2 separate regions of the Homo sapiens genome follow, and region 1 is linked to region 2. Evidence: chromatin loops called from intact Hi-C (ENCODE). Cell type or tissue: MCF 10A. All regions are shown on one strand. Region 1 overlaps CADM3 (cell adhesion molecule 3). Region 2 overlaps LOC101928264 (a long non-coding RNA gene).

Region 1 (2,500 bases), 580 kb before region 2:
GGCTGCACAGCCACCAGCAACATGGGCAGCTACAAGGCCTACTACACCCTCAATGTTAATGGTAAGCCCTCCTCAGTTCTCTTCCTCCAGAATCTCCTTTCTCTGTCCATCTTATTCCCTTTTTTAAAATGCTTCCTGATAACATCCCCAAACTGTGACGGGGAGTGGAGTAAAGGAAAACCAGCCCACCACTGGGGTCCCTGAGGGCTTAGGTCCCAGGTCCACTCTAGAATGTGTAATGGCCGCTTAGTGAAAAAACATTAGAAGGGTGGGCTCTCATCTGCCTTTCTTTGGTAGTGGTGGCCTGGGTGACACCATCTTCCATCCCCTGCACTTGTCTGACAACAAGAACAATAATTCTGTGTGCAGAGGCCCCAAAGCCTCTCAAGTGCAGGCGCAGGTGCATTTCCTTCTCTAACTGGCTCTTCTCAGAGTTGCTTCTCCTAAGACTAGGTATTGGGTGCATGCAACTGCTGTCATTTTTTTTTCTGCCCACCTTAAGCACAGTGTACTGGGTCTGGACAGAAAATAGAGAGAAGCTTGTACTATGCCAAGAGACAGAATCTTTTCTCAGATGCCATATCTTCTAGAAGGACCAGGTGATGCTCCTTCTCTGAAGTTCTTCTCAAAGCTGTGACCACAAAACCCAGCTTCAGGAGTAGTGACAGGGTGACACAGAGGCCCCTTTATGGAGAGTTGACGGGCGATTTTTTTGAAGATCCCAATGGCTGTGGGTCCCGCCAGAAAGTCTTATCTTTTCTCAGAATAGGGGAAATGCATTGTCGGGGAAACATCAGAGGCTCCCTTACTTGAGACACTCATTAAAACAGTTGAGGGGATAAGAGCCAGGCCTCCCAGCGATAAGAGGTCTGAGTTCTTGGGATCAGAATGTCTGGATGGGTGATTCCCACTCCAGGGGCAGACCTCAGCATGTGGGAGCTGCCTCAGCACAACAAGGCTATTGTAGGATGCCAAGAGCAAGGACAATGCACTGAGCTCCGGTCTCTGCCCCCAGATCTCTCCAGACCAATCTGATGATGATTGGCAGTGAGAGAAAGTTCTTGTGCCCTTGTGGTTGGTATCTTGCTGATCTCCCCTCTGCTTTGTGCTCAACAGCCAGGCAGAGGGAGTCCTGTTGGACTGCGTCTGTTTCCAGTGCTGACGCCTGGTGGTAGAAGGAGCTACTGCATCTTCTTCCAGGAATATCCTTAAGTGGGCGGGACTGGAACGAAATTAAATGCAGTTCTACCTAGAGACAGGGGCCTGTAATTGATGACCCCAGAGGTCGTTTGGCCATGGAAACCTGTGCTTTTCTAAGGAACTGCCATTTCCATAGCCTGTGGAATAAGTATCCAGGATTGATTTTCCATGTGGACTGTCTCGCATACTCCCTGAGAGAGAGACAGCAGGTAACTCACTCTGCTTCCTCCAAGTTACACCATCACCTCCACCCCAATCATATCATAGATTTCCTGGACTCATCCTCTCCCTTCCTCCCAAGCAGGGCATAAAAAACCAGAACACAAATGTTTTCTTTTCAAATAAGGTGTAGACAGGCAAGGAACTGAAACGCGGGCCCAGCCAAGCCTGAGGAGACATAAGGTAGGAAAGACAAAATATGTAAGGAGTCAATGAGGCATTAAGACTCAAGCTGAGTCCATGGAAAACAGCAGCTCTCCCATGGGTGGGAGAGTTATGTCTATGGCTACATCAGAACCGTGTGCTGGGCCCGTGCGAGTCCTCAGATATTTGGGACTCTGGCTGTGGCTGCTGATGTCTTTGCCACACCCGGCCCAGTCTGTGCTGTTGATCCTCTATACAGGTTGTCAATCCTCTACATAGGTTGCCAATCCTCTACCTAGGTTGCCATGGAGGACAGATGCTATATATTCAGTGGCAGAGACATCCACTAGCATGAGAGAAAGCATCTTTTCCTTTGCACAAACACTTTGAGGGTGGCAAAGTGAAGACGGAGTCCCAGGCCTCCTCCTTGGGAAAGACTAGAGGCTTGGGGTTTCACTGGAACACTAAACTCACCTGCCACAAAGGAACAGTGTTCTTTACATAGATGATAGATTGTGGCCCCTTACATCTATCATCTTTCGTAAGGTGCTGTCAAAGTGCCTAATTCTTGGCTCTATCAGGTTTTACTGTTCCTTCCCTATCTGATCTTAGGGCAGTGGGTGAATAGGCTGAGAAGGCCCTTAGAGCTAGGGGAGCTGGCTCAGAATATCAAGCAGACAGGAGGGTAAGAGGGAATGGGGACAGAGAAGGAACACTCTGATAACCCAGAAATTAAAAAGAAAAAGAGGGAGAAAAGAAAGAAGGAAACAGGGCAGGAGGAGAGAGGAAAGAAGGAAGAGAGGCAGGAAGAAGGAAGGAAAAGAAGAGGCGGAGGGAGGGAGGAAGGAAGGAAGGAAGGAAGGAAGAAATGGAGGGAGGGAGGGAAGGAAGGAGAGGCATTAAAGCAATGATCTTTGACCAAGGCCAAGCTTCAGTG
Region 2 (2,500 bases):
AGTTTTCACCCAGGCCAGTTAGGCCCCTTTGAGGCCTCTCCCTCTGCTGATCAGCTCCTCCACCCATATCCCTGCTCAGCTAAAACTTCTCAGCTCCAGAGAAGAGACACCTGGAGATCAACTCACTACCTCTGTGACCAGACCACTTTCTGGATGCTGCCGATGACCAAAGGAAAAACAGAGCTGCAGGACAAACAAGTCTTACACCAGGGCTTCTTAGTCATAGGTGTGCTTATGAGCCACCTGAGGATCTCACAGGTCGGGGGGCCTGAGATTCCGCATCTATCACAGGCTCCCATGTGACATCAACTGTGGATCACACCTTGAGAAGCACTGGTCTAAAGGTGGTGGAGGGAGCAGCCAGGAGTTTAGAAGGTGCCAAAACGAAACCAGATGCTGACAGTTTGTGAGTTCCATTGGTTCATCATATTTGTTGCATCTACACTGGAAAATGAACCTATGCGGCCTATAGTTTTAGAGACCGAAAAACTTAAAACAAAGGGGAAAGAAAAAAAGCAATACACCAGTTTAGAAACTCCAAAGGTTTAGTGCTGTGATGAGCATATTAAAGATAAGAAAATAAAGTAAATAAAGGCAACTATATTGGTTTTCTATTGCTGCATAACAAATTGCCACAAACATAATGGCTAAAGAAACACCATTTATGATGTCAGTTCTGTAGGTCAGAAGTTGGCCACAGGTTAGCTGAACCTAAGCTCAGGGTCTCCTCAGGCTGATATCAAAGTGCCAGCCAGGCTATGGCTCAGCTGAGGCTCGAGGCAGCGTAAACAGAAGAAGTGAGAGAGTCCACCAACATGGTTTTGATCACAGAAGTGCCTCTTCCCTAACTGAATGCTCCCTCTTGATTCCACTCTCACCTGCCTTTGTTGAATGGCTTTTCAAAAACCAAAGCCTAGTCCCCACCTCCCTCCCCATCTCCAGCTCCCATGATGATAGCATCTGATGTGAGGCAGCATTCCCAACACCCCAACTTAAACTTTTAATGTGCTCCTGGGATGATCTAAAAAAAAAGAAAAAAACACCATAATTTTAAATGCCATAAAGGCAATTGACTTGTCAAAAGTACAAGAAATCAACTAGTAAATTGGGAGATTTCAGTTATGGTATGTTCTGCAACAGTATACGAATCACAAATTTTTCAACAAGACAAAAAAAAGAGAAACAAGGAAAAGCTATCAGTGCCATCTTGTGGAAAGACCTATATTAAAATGTCCAAGGTAATCTGACCACACCCCAGACCATTTCAGCGCCTCTACACCCAAAGCTGACACACATCCAACTGACACCAGGGTAGCTTCACTGTTTGTTTGCAGGTAATGGTTCTGGTAGAGGTTCCATTTTAATTGCTTGTTTCTTGTGCCATGACCAATCATTAAATAATTTGTATATCATCTCTAACCATACAAATACCACAGCAACCTATACCTCCAACACCACACACACACAAAACTCATGCCCAGACTACTCTGGTTGGTTCCCCCACAGACAGCATGGTTCTCCAAATATGGAAAATTTGCATTGATCTATCACAACATTCCTGCATACACACACTTAGACCACAACTGCTTACAGTATAATTCTTTCTTTTTGAATTAACCTTTGTTTTAATTTTATTTTATTTCTTGAGTTTATTGTAAGTTATTTTTCTTCTTTCCTTCAAACTGAATATTTTTATCTATATTAGTTACATATTACTGCATAATAAATTACCCAAAATTTGATGGCTTAAAAGAATAAATATTTATTATCTCACAGTTTCTGTAGGTAAGGAATTCAGGAGAGGCTTAGCTGGGTTGTTCTGGCTCAGGGAATCCATGAGGCTATAATCAAGATGTTGGGTAAATCATCTAAAGTCTTCATGGGCTGGAGAATTCACTGCAACAGTAGTGAGCCACTGACTTGATGGTGGGTAGGAGGCTTCAGTTCCTCACCACATGGATCTCTCCACACAGCTGCTTGAGAGTTCTCACAACATGGCAGCTGGCTTCTTCCCAAAGCTTCCCATGGCAGGCCTTCTTTCCAAGACAGAACAAGGCAAAAATTAAGTATTTCATGATGCAGCCTAGGAAGTCACACACCACCAGTTACACAATATCTTACTGGTTGCAAAAATCAGCCCTATCAATGTGGAAAAGCACTACACAGGCATGAAATGGCTCATTGGGTACCATCTTGGAAGCTAGCTGCCATACCATTTCTTCTTAGGTTCAGTTTCCAGATTATCAGATCTTAGGTGTGAAGTGTGTTTAGACATTAAAAAATCAGAACACTGAGGACACTGAGAATTCTGACTGTAGTCCAAGGGCCACAGGAACCTGAACCCAAGCAATCCTTTGCATTGGTGGAACACAGGGACCTACCTGGAGGAAGAAATTCTCTGACTCCAATTGCACCCCTAATTGCCACTAGCATCAAGCCAAACAGGGGACTGGGGCCTCAATATGAACAAGAACTAAGTCAAAACATTCTTATCAGCTGG

What was found. A loop is a pair of places that touch in the nucleus more often than their neighbours do. Peaks named below come from ENCODE experiments on the same cell type or tissue, not always from the same donor. Only the 100,000 strongest peaks of a DNase experiment are listed, where the experiment ranks them.
Region 1: a loop joins it to region 2, with 9 times the contacts of the local background. A loop is called at or near these places in 3 of 110 quality-filtered maps.

Annotation. Positions count from the first base shown.
Region 1 is chr1:159,197,000-159,199,499 of GRCh38, forward strand. It overlaps CADM3 (cell adhesion molecule 3), which reads left to right. Exons shown (of 9, transcript NM_001127173.3): 7 at 1-61. CADM3-AS1 (CADM3 antisense RNA 1) reads right to left here. Exons shown (of 4, transcript NR_037870.1): 4 at 1-1,222. Among named protein-coding and RNA genes, the nearest start is that of CADM3-AS1, 4.2 kb to the right of the region's middle. In MCF 10A, a CTCF peak has its summit at 1,160 (motif pointing left); a DNase peak (open chromatin) is centred at 1,142.
Region 2 is chr1:159,774,720-159,777,219 of GRCh38, forward strand. LOC101928264 (a long non-coding RNA gene) reads right to left here. Exons shown (of 3, transcript XR_922193.3): 3 at 1,738-2,036. Among named protein-coding and RNA genes, the nearest start is that of DUSP23, 5.0 kb to the right of the region's middle. In MCF 10A, a CTCF peak has its summit at 1,216 (motif pointing left); a DNase peak (open chromatin) is centred at 1,232.